Regions from separate parts of the Homo sapiens genome. Here region 1 is linked to region 2. Evidence: read pairs that join two places in POLR2A ChIA-PET (ENCODE). Cell type or tissue: PC-3. All regions are shown on one strand. Each heading gives the region's core, and the rest is flanking DNA. Links, peaks and the distances in the headings are about the cores only. Region 1 overlaps TSC22D2 (TSC22 domain family member 2). Region 2 overlaps LINC01214 (long intergenic non-protein coding RNA 1214).

The links. Peaks named below come from ENCODE experiments on the same cell type or tissue, not always from the same donor. Only the 100,000 strongest peaks of a DNase experiment are listed, where the experiment ranks them.
Region 1: POLR2A ChIA-PET joins it to region 2 with 9 read pairs; 1 of 35 experiments calls an interaction of 5 or more read pairs at or near these places.

What each region holds. Positions count from the first base shown.
Region 1 is chr3:150,446,953-150,451,359 of GRCh38, forward strand. The region is part of intron 1 of TSC22D2 (TSC22 domain family member 2); the gene reads left to right. Among named protein-coding and RNA genes, the nearest start is that of TSC22D2, 41 kb to the left of the region's middle. In PC-3, for the core only: no CTCF peak of the experiment used is centred there; DNase peaks (open chromatin) are centred at 1,019, 2,379 and 2,669; H3K4me3 peaks cover 1,304 bases; H3K27ac peaks cover 3,108 bases.
Region 2 is chr3:150,315,337-150,319,743 of GRCh38, forward strand. All of the region lies in intron 1 of LINC01214 (long intergenic non-protein coding RNA 1214), which reads right to left. The region is part of intron 1 of LOC107986141 (a long non-coding RNA gene); the gene reads left to right. Among named protein-coding and RNA genes, the nearest start is that of LINC01214, 6.2 kb to the right of the region's middle. In PC-3, for the core only: no CTCF peak of the experiment used is centred there; a DNase peak (open chromatin) is centred at 2,345; H3K4me3 peaks cover 947 bases; H3K27ac peaks cover 1,601 bases.

The DNA.
Region 1 (4,407 bases), core at 205-4,204, 130 kb after region 2:
ATTTTAACTAACATTTCTGCACTTTCAAGAAATAGGCATAAAGAAAAGAAATAGGCAAAATGAAAAGATGAGCAAAAATTATGTGCTTTTCACTGGTATTTGGCTTTTGGTATATACATATACCAAAGGGGATAGTCTCATTTTTACTTTAGTCAGGCCTCACTGTAGAAATGGGATTGAGAAGATATTTAAACAAGGCGTCTAAACAAGAATGACTTTAATAAAAAGAAATAATATGTTGAATGCTTGAGAAAGAGGAGGCAAATGTGAGGCCATTAGATGAAAAGAATAAGTAGCATTCCTAAGAATAGTTTCTTCCCAAGCCCATCTTTTTCCATGACTCTTTACATGTTAGTGTTCTCCAGTGTTTTGGCCCCACTTGTCTTTTCATTGTTTATGCAAGTTTGTTTTCTCCTATGGTTTGAGTCGCCTACTGCATTCTTACAACTTTCAAATCTAGACTTCTAGGCCAGAGATTACTCTGGAGTTCTCAATACCTATATCCAGCAGCCTTCTCTCTATATTTCTCCAACAGGATTCTACATTTCCATGTCTCCAAATTCAGTAGTCCCAAGTGAAACTTAAATTTCTTTTCTCGTCTTTATTTGCAGTGCTTTATTTGCACCACCTACTCCCCACCCCACTTCATCCCCCCACCAAATCTAGCCACCTTTCTGTGATACACCAGCCAACTCCTAGTTGCTCCAAGAATAAAGCCCCAGGCATCCTTAGCATTTTCTTTGTCACAGATAGTCTCTTTTCCTTATCATCTCACTGATCTCTCAAGATTCTGTATGCTTCAATTGAAACTTGAAATATGTTCTAATCCCTCTCACCCTGTTTTTCCTCTGAGGTACCAGTGTACATCTAAGTCTAGGTAACTGTCAGTCTTACACTATTTTTCCAGTCACCAAGAAATAATTTAAAGTAGCAGGTATTATAGTGTCGAGTTTTTAATTTGGGCTTACATCCCTTGGTATGTATTATTCACTCCTCAATAATGTGCTGTCATCAGATTAGGTAGTTGCTGCTATGTAAACAGTAAAATGAAATCTCTTTCAAGAGAGCCTGCTCTAAATGTTAAGTACTTCAATATCAAGGAAAATGCCACCCTCCTCATACCCCTTTCTCCTGTCCTTTCTTAGGTCTTACTCAGAGGAAGGAAATAATCTTTTCAACCTGTTAAACTTTGCCTATTGTTAGTCTATTAAGAAATAATGATTTCATCTAATAAGAAATAATGCTACGTAGGATGACTGCTTCCTGTAATCCTAGCTACTCAGGAGGCCAAGGTGGGAGGATTGCTTTAGCCTAGGAGTTAGAGACCAACCTGGGCAACAGGGTGAGGCCCTGTTGCTAACAACAAATTTTAAAAATCAGCTGGGAATGGTGGTGCACACCTGTAGTTCCAGCTGCTTGGGTGACTGCGACTGAAGCAGGAGGATTGCTTGAGCCCAGGAGTTTGAGGCTGCAGTGAACCATGATCATGCCACTGCACTCCAGCCTGGGCATCACAAGACCCCATCTCTATAAAAACAACAACTAGCTAGCACACAAAGTCAAGTATCTTAAATAAATGTAATTCCATATTATTATAACATTTAAGTATTAACTTGAAATAGGATATTAATTAAACTTTGTTTGGAATATTTGGACTGTAATAGTGAAATTGCTGTGCAAATTTTACTTTTGTATCAGTCTTCAATTTCTCCAGACTAAATTCTTATCTCTTCCATTTTGAATGTTTTAATAGATTTTTAGTTCAGCTAGTTTTAAAACGAAGTTTCTTTAAAATGGCTCTACAAGAAAAAAGTAATTTTATCAGAATTTTACTACCAAATATTAAAATGATCCCCCCAAAATATCATAACTTGGAAATGTGAAAGAGATCTGGAAAAAGAAGATAATGTTAATTTTAATCTTGTATATATATATATATATATAATTAGGGGATAAATTTTTAATGTAACATTTTTATTGTGTAAGTTTACATGACTTTTTGTATTATAGATCTTTACCACAAATTTTTACCATTTGCTTACCAGATTTACTTTGAATAAACAGAAATCGCTGTACTGGGAGCTATAAACATAATTTACATCACATTCTCAGATGGTTATAATTCACTCTAAACCAAGAAACAGGATTTTTACAAATCACAAATATCACTTATGTTGATCATTGTTTTGTTTGTTGAATATAGTACCTTATCTTGCAGAATGAAATAGTTGCTAGAGAAAATAGAGTTGGCACCTCTTCCCTCCTTTCTCCCTTTCCTATTTTCTGTCATTGCTTTTCCTGTCTGCCATTTGTTCATGTCTGGAGTTTACACTGTAAAAGATAACTCCTTCATGAGTCATTTTCATTTTGGAACATGTTTTTCATTGTTCTTCAAAATGTAGTAGAAGTACTCTTGCTTCTATCTCTGTCCTGCATCTGCCTGCCTTCCCAAACAGCCACTTTCTTAATGTGTGTATATCCTTCTTTATGTGTATATAAGCAAATCAATGTATATTATCTTCTTTAATGTAAATTATAATGTATTGTGCACACATCTGTACCTTTACTTTTAAAGATCTCCAGAATACATTGTTCCCATCTCAGTACTAGAAAAGTATCTTTGTGGTTTTTTAATAGATGCATACTATTTAATTGAATGGATGGCTACACCATGATTCATTTAACCAGAAGCATTGCTGTTATAAACAGTGTTGTAATGAGTAGCCTTGTTAACATTATTTGCTATGTATATAAAATATCTAGAGGATAAATTCCAAGATGAATGATTGCTGGCTCAGAGAGTGAATAATTAAGGGGAGGTCGGGAGAGGAGAGAAAAGGAGAGAAATCTGTTTTGGAAAATAGTATTACATTATAGTTTTAATTTGTATTTTTATTTTATGATTCAGATGTTGAGTATTTTTTCATGTCTTTCTTGTTAATGTTCAGTGTGAATTCTCCCCATTTTTCTATTGGGCATCTGGTCTTAACAGATTTTAGGAAAATTTATTAGAGACTTTTTAACTTTAAAAAAAAATTAGACATGCAGTTACATAGTCCTTTCCCACCAAAGTATTAAAGAAATTCTAATTAAATGTGTTTATTTAAAGTTCTTAGTACAGATGATAAGACTGACTCTAGACAAAGGGGGTCTAAGGTAGGAGATGGACTTCATATAGATTGCATGCTCTTTAATCTACGCTTTACTGGCTAGCCATTTGACTGAAATTAACAAGATAAATATAAAATATGCTGAGGGCATTGGTGAACAAGGTTTTTGTAGAAGATGCTGACAATAAATATCAATATATAAATATTTAACTGAGTTTTTAATAGTTCCTTGGTAAAGGCATTCATCACACCATTGCGGGACTGGCTACTTGAGAAAAAGTAACACTTAAGTTTTGTAAGTAGAAATTTTACCTGCTTGCTCAGGATGAATAATAGCTTTAAAATAACTTATTTTGTGTTACTGCTAATAATAATCTCTATGGGGCATTTTGGGTTTTTTTTTAATCATGAAATTAAACATTATTTGTTTTACATTGGTAGAACTGATGGTCAATAATTAGAATAACATAACATTTTGAGTTCTTAGTTTAATTTATTATTAACTTCACCCAAGTTTTATTCTTAACCATAGAGGTTTGCATTCAGCCAGAGGTTGTCTATATGAATTTTATTTATTTAGGCCCTTTTGAAAGGAAAATTGTTATTTGTTCTTAAATTAAGCTGTAAATATTTTTTAGTCTCCTCTTACAGAAGAGTGGTGGATTTTTAAAATTATATTTAACCTCACAAGTTTACTGAACTGTAGATTGATTAGATTTATTCCTTTGTAATCAGTGACTCGCATTTTCTTAATTTTCTTTCTAAAAAAATAAAACATGCATTTGTTAGAGAATAGGCAAAATGTTACCCAGGTTAGAATTAATGCATTTTAGTAGTAATGATGTTATTACAGTGCTTATTTTGGGAGATGGGAGTGGGTGGAATAAAAGTTATAGATGATTTACTGGAAACAGTGTATGATTCCTTAGGACTGCCCCCAAAGAAAGGTATAGCTTCCTTCTACTTGTGAGTTTCTGAAGAATCAGTTTTAGTTGGTTTGGGCAAGGGGGTGTGAGCATGAAGTATGCCAAATTTACCAACTTAAAGGAGTTTGTATTACAAAAGATTTGATTGTGTAATTTGGAGAGTTCCTGTAGTGCATTTATAGTTGTGATTGTAACTCAATGCAAAGTTAGAGGAGTCTTTGAGTAAAGCAAGGCATTTATTTTATTTATTTATTTTTTGCAGTATTTTAATTAAAGATACATAAAATTTTTAAGGCATCTTCAGCTTTCTAACAAACCAGAAGAACATTTTCGTTCTTAGCAATTAGGTAAACTGTATCAGCTATAAAAAG
Region 2 (4,407 bases), core at 288-4,287:
GGTTACTGCCATTACTAGCGATGTGACCATGGGCAAGCTCCTTAACTTCTTTATCACTCAGGTTCCTCAACTTTATAATAAGGATAATAACTACTAGTCTATATTTCAAAGTGGATGTTTTCCGTATTGAATTATGCAATGTGTACAAACACTCAGCACAGTAGTTAGCCATAAGCACTCCATGAATGTTAACTATTATTATTGTCATTGTAATTGAGCTCTTTGTTTTCTTATAATGGTAAATTATGGGTGTCTTATGATTTGGGATTTCACCTCAGGACATATATCTTCTAGAGAAAAACACATAGACTATATTCAGTTAACCAGGGGATCATCCTACAGACAGGTGAGAAGGCATAGACTAGTTTCTGTGACATAAACTAGAAGAGAATTAATGAGGTGGTTGAGACCAGTCCAATGTTATTTGTAAACTGACCCAGTTTAGCAGTTTAATAAGAGGCTTGATTCTGAGGCTTAAATGAAATTTAAGAACTACTTGTGGCTTTGCTTTACCAACCCAGTTTTTGTTGCCCCAGTAACTCAGAATGTCTTGCTCCAGAGCTGCTGCCAGCCTCAGAGAATGTGGCAAATAGTCGTTGCTGACATGCATATCCTCCCCTCTCCTCTTTCTAGCACACACATCTTATGCTGCCCACCCACCTGATGCTCTGTTCTTACCAGTCCTACCAGTTCTCATTTTGCCTGAGAACTTCAGGGACTCAACAGCTGGGCCCAGGCTGAATTTGATATTACTGTGACTTGGCAACTTCATGTTAGTAGATCCAAACTCCCCATGCAGTCAAGGGCAGGGATGGTCCTAGATTCTGATGGTTTTAGAGCTGCCAGAAGGAGCATGAGAACTGTGGTCCATACTCATCCTGCCCTCACTTTCCTTCTGAGTGAATCCAAAGTCACAGAAAGCAAAGCAAAAATAATTCTCCTTGTTAAATACTGATCTAATTTATTAGAGCCCATCCAGAATATACCTGCCAACTGTCAGAGTCAGGAATTATTTAGTGGAATTTTAGAATCCCTAACAAGAGCTAGTCTCTCATTCTCTCCTAAAATTTACATTCCTGCCATCGCCAGAAATAAAAAAAAAAACAACACACAAAAAAAGCCATAGCCAAGCATGGTGGTGTGTGCCTGTAAGTCTCAGCTACCCTGAACACCGAGGTGAAAGGATCACGTGAGCCCAGAAGTTTGAAACCAGCCTGGTCAACTTAGCCAGACCCCATCTCTAAAAAAAAAAAGAAAAAAAAAAAGTTTAAAGCCTACATTCATAAACTCATGTGTCTTATTATAAAGGTATCCCCAAAAGATAATTTTGTTACCTTGGAAACTTCAGGTAACAATACTTCCCTTGGCAAGTCTGTCCTTTTCCTTTCTTCCTTCCTACCTTTGGGTGTAACCTAAACCTTTCCTGATGTTACTTAGGCCCATAGGATCAGCTCATGTTAAGATTTTTATGAGATCCTTGCCCAATCCATGCACATCAGTCCATCAACTCTATGCTCAGTATTTTCTATTTAAGTTGTTCACTGCTGACTGCTTTCACAGGCACACCGTGTGAGTTCTAGTTTAAACATTATAAAGTGGAGTGAGGATGTCTTCTTACATTGGAAGATGATCTACAACTTATCAAGTGCTCACCATTGAAATTGTAATTACTTCATGCCTCATTACAGATAACATGAAATATCTTGTTTAGCATCTATGGAACAGCAATAATTATATCTGCTTGAATATATCTCAGTTAGAGCTTTCCAAAAAAAAGATATTTAACAGTGGAACAATACTCAACAACTATAATAATTATAAACTAGATGTATCCTAGCCCTATTCTATTTCATTATTTGGCAGTATATGCATGAGTTCATTTTATGATTTTCCAAAATCTATCAATGATAAGGAAATTATTAGATTGCTTCTGAATTTTCAATTATAGTTCTTTTCCTAATGATGTGTATTCTCCTTGGATTCCTTAGCTCACCAAAACTTTTTTTCATCATAGCCAAATTCTGACAGAACTATGTTTGAACTATACTTACCCTTTAAATTCTAAGGCTAATTGTAAATTTTTCATCATCCTTTTAATATGGCAAACTTTATTGAGAGGTAAAGAATCAGTTAAATTAAAAAAATTTTAATTATGAATCATCAGGGCAGCTAAGACCTCAATAAACCATTTTTTACATGAATTTGGAAAGGAACTATTTCCTCCAAGCAGACTCTGCCCTCCCCTGCCTGCACCCAGGGTACAGGGCTTGGTGAGTGGAGCACAGACAGGATGTCAGTGCCCTTGAGTCCCCTTTGTAGAGCACAACAGCACAACCATGCCCAGCGGCTCTAGGAACAGTGTCAAAATTAGCTTTATTTACAAAGTTACTCATCTTTATTTACTAAGTTGATCCAACCAGTTCAAACACACTTCTAGGACAAAACCTAGAAATGAGCATACTGACCAGAACGTCAAAGTAAAGTTAAAGTAAAAAATGAATGAGGGGTATGGTAGAATCATGAGTTAGTTAAATTTATAAGGATAACTGAAAGAATAAAACCAAAATTAAGCTACCTACCTCTGATATGGAAGTCAATGGGCTATAGACACTTTTGCTTATCTCTTAAGTTAGTTTCATGGGACTTCTGGTTTGACTATTTTCTTTAAAAAAATTTATGGAGATAAAAATTGATAAAATCTTCTCACAGTATGGTTTGGAAGCAACTCTTAGAAATTTGAATGGGCAAATCTTCGGCCCAGCAATTTCATTCTAAATACCTGTCCTAAAGAAATACACATATTAACAAAGAGTACAAGGATTGTAACAATATTTCCAATAGCAAAAAAAAGACTGCACAAAAATTCATCAATAATGGGTTGATAAAAACAAATCTTTGTGTGCCCATATTGTAAATGTAATAATCATATGATTCTATTTGAACTGACAAGGAATAAGACCAAAGAAAATATACCAATGAAGCAAAAAAGGCAAATAGCAGAATAGTAGAAATCCCATTAATGTAAGAAAAATGCGTGTGGTAAATGTGCAGATATATGTATGTATGTGTAAACGCATAGAGAGGTATTTAGGAGGACATATTCCTAAGTGGTCATTGCTGAGGAAGAGTGTGAGATTTGAGGAGTTGGAACAGAGATGGGAGGGTAGAAAATTGGGAGAGGGGATTCATAAGGGACTTTTAGTTTCTGCTCTATATGCCTTTGCAATTTTTTAAACAATAAGCATGAATTACTTTTATAATTTAAAAGTAATTTTAAAGAATTTTAAAGATAAAAAAAAGAAAGAAAAATGATTACTCATAACTGCATCACCCAAACACAACAATTTTCATTTACATGTATTGCCTCCCAAGCTTTTAATATGAGTTTAAGTATGGGGAAAATATATAAAATTTCAAAATTACATAATAAGAATGTTGCTATATAGTCATTATAACTTTGAATTTTATATTTTTAATATAAACTACATAACTACAGTATATGAATTGCCATTTTGTTGCAAATAACTATCATCTGGTATTGATGCATATACATACAATTATTGTACCAGAATGTAATCAACCAAAGCAGTATGCTAGCTGCTTTGGACTTTATGCTCTTCTCATAAACAATGCAGAAAAAAATAGTTTATAAGGTATTCTCTCTTTGGATTATATCTTTAAGGAAAATTATAAGTTGCAAAGTGATCAAATTAAACAAGAATTTAAACATTGCATAACTCTTAATATACATTGCCAATTTTCTTTTCAAAAGTATAGTTTTAACCTTATTGCCACAAAAAGTGTATTAGTTTTACTTCATCTTCACTAGCATTGGGTATTAATTTTTTAACTACTCTGGCCAAGTACAACAATATATTTCTTGAATAAATTATAAATTTGAACATTTCCCTTGTGTTACAACTGCAGTTGACAGTTCAGGTCATTTTTGATTTATTTAACAATTTTGCTTTTACTAATAACAATAATAGGTAACTCCCATTGAGTGTTTATCAAGTTCTAGGCACTGTTCTAAGTATTTTACATATATATCACATCTAAACCTCACAAAACTCCAAAAAGTATTACCATAATAACCATTTTACAGATGGAGAAACTGGGACCCAGATAAGTTTATATCATAGGAAGTCTAACATCAAAGCTGAGGCTCTTACTGTCACCTCACTATATAGCTGTACATGAGTGTATTAAATAATTAAGATGTCATCCCTTTACCTGTCATACTTACCAAAAGTATTTTCCCAGTGTTTTGTATTTTTGTTGTTCTGGTGTTTTTATATGCAGAACATATTAATGTTCTTATAATCAATTGAGCTTTTTCTTCATTTTGTAATTATTTCTATCATTTCGAAGCTTATAAAGATGTCTCTGTTCCAGAGACTTGAGAAA